Regions from separate parts of the Homo sapiens genome. Here region 1 is linked to region 2. Evidence: read pairs that join two places in POLR2A ChIA-PET (ENCODE). Cell type or tissue: GM12878. All regions are shown on one strand. Links, peaks and the distances in the headings refer to the core of each region. The heading gives the core; the rest is flanking DNA.

Evidence for each region. ChIA-PET counts read pairs that join two places held together with the same protein. Peaks named below come from ENCODE experiments on the same cell type or tissue, not always from the same donor. Only the 100,000 strongest peaks of a DNase experiment are listed, where the experiment ranks them.
Region 1: POLR2A ChIA-PET joins it to region 2 with 5 read pairs; 4 of 35 experiments call an interaction of 5 or more read pairs at or near these places.

What each region holds. Positions count from the first base shown.
Region 1 is chr19:56,132,704-56,137,083 of GRCh38, reverse strand. It overlaps a transcript of ZNF444 not described here. Among named protein-coding and RNA genes, the nearest start is that of ZNF444, 6.4 kb to the left of the region's middle. In GM12878, for the core only: no CTCF peak of the experiment used is centred there; no DNase peak of the experiment used is centred there; H3K27ac peaks cover 430 bases.
Region 2 is chr19:55,645,833-55,650,212 of GRCh38, reverse strand. It overlaps CCDC106 (coiled-coil domain containing 106), which reads right to left and starts at 2,001. Exons shown (of 5, transcript NM_001370470.1): 1 at 1,136-2,001; 2 at 904-1,008; 3 at 629-805. The coding sequence starts at 1,166. RefSeq lists an enhancer at 536-585 and silencers at 1,646-1,775, 1,806-1,925. In GM12878, for the core only: no CTCF peak of the experiment used is centred there; a DNase peak (open chromatin) is centred at 2,236; H3K4me3 peaks cover 2,898 bases; H3K27ac peaks cover 2,746 bases.

The DNA of each region.
Region 1 (4,380 bases), core at 281-4,280, 490 kb before region 2:
CGGCTGGGCACAGTGGCTCACGCCTGTAATCCCAGCACTTTGGGAGGCCGAGGCAGGTGGATTACCTGAGGTCGGGAGCTTGAGACCAGCCTGACCAACATGGAGAAACCCCATCTCCACTAAAAATACAAAAAAATTAGCTGGGTGTAGTGGTGCATCCCTGTAATCCCAGCTACTAAGGAGGCTGAGGCGGGAGAATCACTTGAACCGGGAGGCAGAGGTTGCGGTGAGCCAAGATCGTGCCATTGCACTCCAGCCTGGGCAACAAGAGTGAAACTCCGTCTAAAAAAAGAAAAAAAGAAATGCAGATTCTCGGTCTCTGCCTCAGACTGAATCAGCAACTCTAGCAGGGGGCCCAGCGATTTACTTCAACAAGGCCTCCAGGGGATGCAAAGGCGCACTCCTATGCATCGGTACCTTCTACCTGCACTCTAGAATAGTCGCCGCTTCACAGGGTGCTTGGGAGGATTCATGAGTTAATACACGCAAAGCACTCGGAAGGCTACCTGGCAGGGAGTACGAGTTCAATAAACACTTGCTATTCTTACTTAACTCCAGTGGAGTCGCTGATAAAAGCAAGCCCAGCTCAAATGCAAAGTTGACTCTTCCCTCCCTCCCCACATCCGTGCAACAAAAACAGCTTGTTTCACTACTGGCTATTGTCTGCTCAGCATTTGTTCACTTCATACAAACTGGACACCTATAATGAGACAGATGAAATGTTGTATGGGCACAAAGGATCCGAGGGTGGACAGAGTACACAGAATCAGTGTCCAGCCAGAGTTGAGGGCCTAGCACAGTGGGTGAGGGCAGGGCTCCAAACCCACCCAACATGCCCCAGCCGAGAGAGCCTGGGGATCTCAGCTCATCGGCGTCTTCACTTGAATGGAGGTCATAACACACTCAGAGAGTTGGGATTGGGGGTGAGCGTGGTTAATAAGGGCCCAAGGGCCCAATAAGGAGCGGGTCCTTTTTTTTTAGCTTTTTTTTTTTTTTTTTTTTGAGACGGAATCTCGCTCTGTCACCCAGGCTGGAGTGCAGTGGTGAGATCTTGGCTCACTGCAACCTCTGTCTCCTGGGTTGAAGCGATTCTCCTGCCTCAGCCTCCCAAGTGGCTGGGATTACAGGCACGCACCACCACACCCGGCTAATATTTTTTGTATTTTTAGTAGAGACGGGGTTTCACCATGTTGGCCAGGCTGGTCGATCTTCTGATCTCAAGTGAGGCCCACCCACCTCAGCCTCCCGAAGTGCTGGGATTACCAGTGTGAGCCACCCTGCCTGACCAGGAGCAGGTCCTTATTGGTGTAAGCCAATTTTGCTGTGCCCCTTCTCCTTGCCAGCAATTGGTTGACGCTCACATATGTGACACTATTCTGGCTAATGAAACCTGAAGGCAGATTTGCTGGGGCACTGCTGGGAAAGGTTTTCCCAACTCTTAAGCAACTGATAAGCAGGAAGAAACAGTTGCCCTGGAGCCCTGCCCTGTCTGCAGGTGACACTTCAAGCTGTGGCAGCCACCTGGGTACCATGAGGGCTGGTAGTGGGAGCTCCTCACTTAGGATGGAAGGGAGGTGAGACGGAGGAACCTGGATCCTTCATGGCATGGTTTGGCAGCTGAATTTTAACCAACCGTGGCTGGACCTGCCCTACCTCCAGGCTTCTCTTGGCATGAAGTAGTAAGTCCCCTCAAGCCATTTTGAGTCAAGTTGTCTGTTGTTGAAGCCAAAAGTGACAGCAAGTCACACATATCCGGGGCCAGCTTCATGGGATGCAACCTGTGTGGTTGCAGGCTGCCCTGCACTTGGTTGAATGCCCAGCTGTGGCTATCTTGACATTTTTTTCTTTTTTTTGAGACAGAGTCTCGCCCTGTCACCCAGGCTGGAGTGCAGTGGCGCGATCTCGGCTCACAGCAAGCTCCACCTCCTGGGTTCATGCCATTCTCCTGCCTCAGCCTCCCCAGTAGCTGGGACTACAGGCGCCTGCCACCATGCCTGGCTGATTTTTTGTATTTTTAGTAGAGACGGGGTTTCACCGTGTTAGCCAGGATGGTCTCGATCTCCTGACCTCGTGATCCACCCACCTCGGCCTCCCAAAGTGCTGGGATTACAGGCATGAGGCACCGTGCCCGGCCTGACATTTTTTTTTTTTAAAGAAATAAGGTCTCACAAACTCCTGGCCTCACGAGATCCTCCTGCGTCAGCCTCCTGAGTAGCTGGGATTACAGCTACCACACCCAGCTTGAAATTCTTAATACTTTTTTTTTTTTTAAACACAGGGCTCTGCATTTTAATTTTGTCCTGGGTCCTGTTTACATAAATATCACCTTGACGATCTGTGCAATGTTGGCACACCAGCGTTTAGGACAGGTCCTAATGTATGGTAAGTGGGCCATAAATCTTGGTGAGGAATGAAATGAAGGAACGACTTCCTGGAAATGTCCTTCCTCCACTTCTTCATCTGGTAACATCATATAATACTCTGTGATCAGACGTCCCCTCCTCCAGGAAGCCTTCCCAGACCACCCCCACACCTGTAAGTCTGGACCAAGTGCCTCACTGGAGCTTCCGCAGAGCCCCCTCTTTCTCCATTTCATATACTATTTTTGGGTGACTGCTCCGCCCACCTCATGCTGAGCGACTCAGCAACAGAGACCAACCCTCCTTGCCTGCTGTACCCAGCTCCTGGCTTGGGGCCTGCCTGTGAATGAGTAAATAAGAGTGAAGGCAAGTGGTTCTTACCCTGCTTCCCAGGCCTGAGGGCGAGAATTCCTTTGACAGCAAATTTAGCTCATACCTTCTAGCTTCTCGGCTCCTTTGTAGCTCTGCTATAATTATTACCCCAAATAATAATTAAGGTTTTTCTCTTTGTATGGTGCTTTGAAGCACTAAGATCCCCCAGGGCAGGGATGGGGTTTGGTTCATCTCTGGAGGCTCGGGTTGGGTTTATGGGTGAGTGGATGATGGACGCATGAGTGAGCTGAGTGAGCGTGTGAGGGGGAGAACCAGCAGAAAGGGGAAGAACCAGCAGAAGGGGGGATGGCGTATGGATGTCAGTCTGTGTCTAGCAGTGCAGGCTCCCAGGGGGCTGGATCTGAACCTGAGTCATCTTTGGCTTCCCAGGCAACAGGAAACGTTTGAGAAAGGATAATGAAATTAATGAACGAATTGCTTAATGATGGATCACATTGCCCATTATCTGACTTCCCCCTCATGCTCCCCCGGCGAGGCAGCAGAGCTCATCAGGAATCACCCCATTTTTTTTTTTTTTTGAGATGGAGTCTTGCTCTGTCGCCCAGGCTGGAGTGCAGTGGCGCGATCTTGGCTCACTGCAAGCTCCGCCTTCCGGGTTCACGCCATTCTCCTGCCTCAGCCTCCCGAGTAGCTGGGACTACAGGTGCCCGCCACCACGCCCGGCTAATTTTTTTGTATTTTTAGTAGAGACGGGGTTTCACCATGTTAGCCAGGATGGTCTTGATCTCCTGACCTTGTGATCCACCCATCTCGGCCTCCCGAAGTGCTGGGATTACAGGCGTGAGCCATCGCGCCCGGCCTGAGAATCACCCCATTTTACGGTTGGGATAATCGAGGCTCAGTGGAGCAGGTGTACTTTCCCAGGTGACACAGCAAGAGACCCGGGTTTTAAGGCCAGCAGCAGGTGTCCTGAGTCTCTCTCACAGATGAGGAAACTGAGGCTCAAGAAGGGCATTCTAGCCAGGTGCGGTGGCTCATGCCTGTGATCCCAGCACTTTGGGAGGCTGAGGTGGGTGGATCACCTGAGGTCAGGAGTTTGAGACCAGTCTAGCCAACATGGTGAAACCAAGTCTCTACTAAAAATACAAAAATTAGCCGGGCATGGTGGTGTGCGCCTGTAATCCCAACACTTTGGGAGGCCGAGGTGGGTGGATCACCTGAGGTCAGGAGTTTGAGACCAGTCTGGCCAACATGGTGAAACCACATCTCTACTAAAAATACAAAAATAAGCCGGGCATGGTGGCCCATGCCTGTAATCCCAGCTACTTGGGAGGCTGAGGCAGAAGAATTGCTTGAACCTAAGAGGTGGAGGTTGCAGTGAGCCAAGATCGCACCACTGCACTCCAGCCTGGGCAACAGTGTGAGACTCTGTCTCAAAAAAAAAAAAAAAAAAAAGAAAGAAAGAAAGAAAGAAAAAGAAAAAAAAGAAGGGCATTCTGAGGTGTCCACCCAGCTCCGGCAGCAGGTTTTCCACCGGCCAGATATATCCTCTTCCTTAGATGTTCAGAGAGTGAGCAGGGCCTACAGGAGGAGCGAGTCAAGCTCACCTTACCCTCACTGCCAAGGCAGAGAAGAATTCCTTGGAAATTCTTCCCAACTGTATCTCGCAATGTCTGGCAGGAATGAA
Region 2 (4,380 bases), core at 312-4,311:
AGGCAGGGTTTGAGGGACAGCACCTGCTGGGGTCACCACCCAAAAAGGCCCACAAAGGAAGGGACTTAATGTCTTTGATGGGGAAGGAGTGCTCATTAACCAAGGATGGGACAGGGTGGGTGGGAAGATGGCCCCTGGTGTCACAGAGGGGAGGGGGGGACAGGAGGAGGCCGGATGGCTGGACTCTTGGATCTTGGAGAAGACAGGGACGGGAGGAGGAGCAGGGGCCCCCTGAGGAAACCCAAAGAACTAGGGTGGGCCTCTTGGCCAAAGAGATGAAGGAAGGTCCCCCTAGGAGTCAGAAGAGAGGGGCTCTCAGGTGCCAGGGTCCCTGAAGTCACCATGGGCCAAGGAAGCAGATGGCAGGGCACTGGAGGCTGATGGGATTTGGGGAGCTGACGGAGAAGGCAGGAGGACGGGCCCCAGTAGACAGTTCATGGGGATGAGGCCCTGGAATCAAGTGAGGAGGCAGCTGGGCCTGGGGGCCCAAAACAGGCAGGGGACTAGCAGATAGGGCCAACATGGCAGGTCCCACCCAGCCAGCCAAACAGTGGAGCCTTGAGTCTGGGTGAGCGGGTACCCAGTAGCGGGACAGGGAGGCATGTGGATCAGAGCACCCCACACACACCTGCCTCCATCCGAGCAGAAGAGATGAATTTGTCCAGCTGGCACCGCAGGAAGTCCCTCTCTTCCTCCAGGTCCTCGATGCGCTTCTGCAGCCAGGAGTTCCTCTCCAGAGCCATGTGCAGCTGGGTCTTGACGCTGTTCATCAGAGCCAGGGCGGAGGACGCAGCCTCCGGAGGCTCTAGGGACACAGCGAGGGTGGGGGGACCAGGTCACACCCTGGGACTCAGGGCTTGGCTTCCCAGCTGACTCCAGTCCCTCCACACCCCCTCAGCTCACCCTCGAAGTTTCTCCGAGAGGGGCTCAGACTGTAAAAGATCTGTGGGTCTAGGTGGGGTGCCTCATCGAAGGGAATGGAGATCTCGAAGGTCTCATCGTCCTTCACTGGAGAGGAGAGGCCCCGGGTTACCCCAGAGAATTCCCCGGGCCTCTCAGGCCACCCCCCAACCACGGCAGCCTGGAGCCGACCGCACTGGGACCCAGGGTAGGGAAGGGGACCCAGCTTCCTCACTTGTCCGCCTCCGACTGCTCCGGTCATTCATGGCGCGGCTTCCTACGGACCCCAGCAGCCGAGGGCCTCAGGGGCACTGGACAGAAACGGCAGCCACAAATGGAGAGACGCAGATGGACTGGAGGGTCCATCCTGGGGGAGGTGAAGTGAGACAGGAGGGACCTTCTGGCCTGGACCCCTGGTCTGAGGGAGGAGGGAGCCTGGACCCCAGGACTGAGGCAAAACGCGCCTGGGCTTCAAACTCCTGGGCTCCTGGAGTCAGGGGCAGGGGGCCCAGCCGCCTAGGTCCTGGGGGAGAAGTGAGCTGGGGACGTGGGCTCCTGGGTATCGAAGGAAAAGGAAGCTGAAGCCCTAAATTGCTGGGTGCCCCAAGGGGTCGCCTGACCAGGGACACCTAGCCTGAAGGGGAAGGACCCTCTCTCATCGCGGGCCACTGCCAGGCCTAAGGAAGAGGCAGGTGCAGGGGGAAACTGCCCCAACTTCCCAGGGTAGGAGGAGGTCCAGCCCGTGCGCGCTGCCTCCTCTACCTTCGGGGCCCCCACACCCCTCCCCCGCACTCGCGTGGGCGGGCGGACCGTCCCCCGGTGGTGGGGGCTGGGCGCGTGCGCAGTACGGGGAAAGGTCACGCGTGGGGGTGCGCCCCCCCCGCCCCCGCCCTTTGTCCCGCGGGTGGGAGGGGGAGCGGTCGTGGAACGATTCCAGCGGGAACATGCACTAGGGCGGGGGTGCAAACGCGGCCACCATCCCCCGCCCGCGGGTGCCCGGGGTCCGAGGGGCCGAGGCCCCCCGCGCTCACCCACCCGCTCGCGGAATCCGGCTCGGGGACCGACGGCGGCGGCGCCCATGCCCGGCGCCGGGGAGCGTCTGCAAAGTGTCACGGGGAGCCGAGGGAAGCGCCCACCCACCCGCGAACAGGCGGGGCGGCAGGGGAGCGTGTCGTGGAACTGAGCGACGGAACGGGCAGGGACGCGGGGACTCGCCCAGTCGGGCCAGGCTAGCGCCCCTCGTTGAAGAGTCCCCGGGTCCAGGTGAGGCCCGCCGTTTGCGGCAGAAGCAGAGGGTCTGCACTTGCGCGATAGCCCCTTACAGCACTCCCCCGCCCTCCCCGAAGCTCAGGCAGGGAACATCACGAAATTCCCATCCTGGAGAGCTGGCGAGTCTCCGGGGGTCCCCGGATTGGGTGGCGGTGTGCCCAATGGGCCCAGAAGGCAGGAGAGTGTTTGAGACACCGAGAAAGTTGGAGCGAAAGGAGAATCTACTTTTAACGCTCTCTCAGGAACTAGCCAGCGCGGACCCCTCAGAGCTCCCCTACCTCCTACAGCCAGACCCCAAGGTTCTCAGGGATGTGGGGGCCAAAATCGGGGGAGTTACCCCTCTCCCGGAAAATGAGGGCCAGGAACACGCCACCCCCATCCCCATGTTGGTAATTAAGAGCTGGCTTTGGAGCAAAGCTAGATTCCAGTCCTGACTGTTCCTGCTCCTCCCCAGCCTGTTAACTCACCTGCAAAATGGGGAAATTACAAGCCCTTCTAAATTTATTGTGAGGATGCAGTGATGCGACACACAGAAGCTCAGCCCAGCACCTGGCCATCGTCAGGGCTGAAGAGAGGAGCGCTGCTGGTATTATTTGAGGTCAGATGGTGGGGTATGATGGCAGCCTCTGGGAGGCTCTTTCCCACTCTGGGGAGTATGAACGGAAGATTTGTTCTTCCTCCCAAAAAAACAGGTCGGAAGAGCAAATGAGGCCTAGCACAGTGCCTGGCACAAAATAGGCAAGAAAAATGAATGAATAAGCAGATGTTTATTAAGCTTCAGGCTCAGCTCCACCTGCCTCTCCTGTTCACCAGAAGCATCCAAGCTCTGGACTGTGGCCAGCCCTTATAAGAGCAAGGTCTTAACCCGATGGAGGGAGAATCTAAATGTCTGCACCGCCTGCAAAGCTGTGACCATGATCCTCCCCTCCCCACTTTACAGATTAACTGCAGCCTGGTCCAAAAATTCCAGGGGGAGCCATCTGCCCTAGATTGGTCTTTTCCAAACTACAGGTTCATGGGTGGAGAATTCAATAGAATAGGATGAAATCAGCAGTTTAAAAAAATATTTAGCCGGGCGTGGTGGTGCACACCTGTAATCCCAGCTACTCAGGAGGCTGAGGCAGGAGAATCGCTTAAACCGGGGAGGTGGAGGTTGCAGTGAGCCGAGATCGCACCACGCTCCAGCCTGGGCGACACAGCGAGACTCCGTCTCAAATAGTAATAATAATAGTTGATGGAAAAAAAAATGCACAAACTAAAGCTAACTATGGTAAAGAAATTTTTGTGGGCCGGGCGCAGTGGCTCACGCCTGTAATCCCAACACTTTGGGAGGCAGAGGGGGGCGGATCACGAGGTCAGGAGATCGAGACCATCCTGGCTAACACAGTGAAACCCTGTCTCTACTAAAAATACAAAAAATTAGACAGGCATGGTGGCGGGCGCCTGTAGTCCCACCTACTCAGGAGGCTGAGGCAGGAGAATGGCATGAACTCGGGAGGCGGAGCTTGCAGTGAGCCGAGATTGCGCCACTGCACTCCAGCCTGGGCGACAGAGCAAGACTCCGTCTCAAAAGAAAAAAAAAAAAAAAACTTTTGTTTCGAGGCCTAGTGCCCTGAGGGAGGCCGAGGTGTGTGGATCACCTCAGGTCAGGAGTTCGAGACCAGCCTGACAAACACGGTGAAACCCATCTCTACTAAAGGTACAAAATTAGCTGGGCATGGTGGCACACGCTTGTAACCCCAACTACTTGGGAGGCTGAAGCAGGAGAATCGCTTGAACCCAGGAGGTGAAGGTTGCAGTGAGCTGAGATCACGCCATTACACTCCAGCCTGGGTGACAAGAGCGAAACTCCGTCTAAAAAAAAAGAGGCCAGGCGCTGTGGCTCACACCTGGAATCCCAGCACTTTGGGAGGCCGAGGCAGGTGAATCACCTGAGGTTGGGAGTTCAAGAACAGCCTGACCAACATGGAGAAACCCCGTCTCTACTAAAAATACAAAATTAGCTGGGCATGGTGGCACACGCTTGTAATCCCAGCTACTAGGGAGGCTGAGGCAGGAGAATCGCTTGAACCCAGGAGGCATTGCGGTGATCCGAGATTGTGCCATTGGACTCCAGCCTGGGCAAAAAGAGTGAAACTCCGTCTCAAAAAAAAAAAAAGGAAACTTGGTTCACGTGTATTTTGCTTATCTGTATACTCTATTGCCATATAA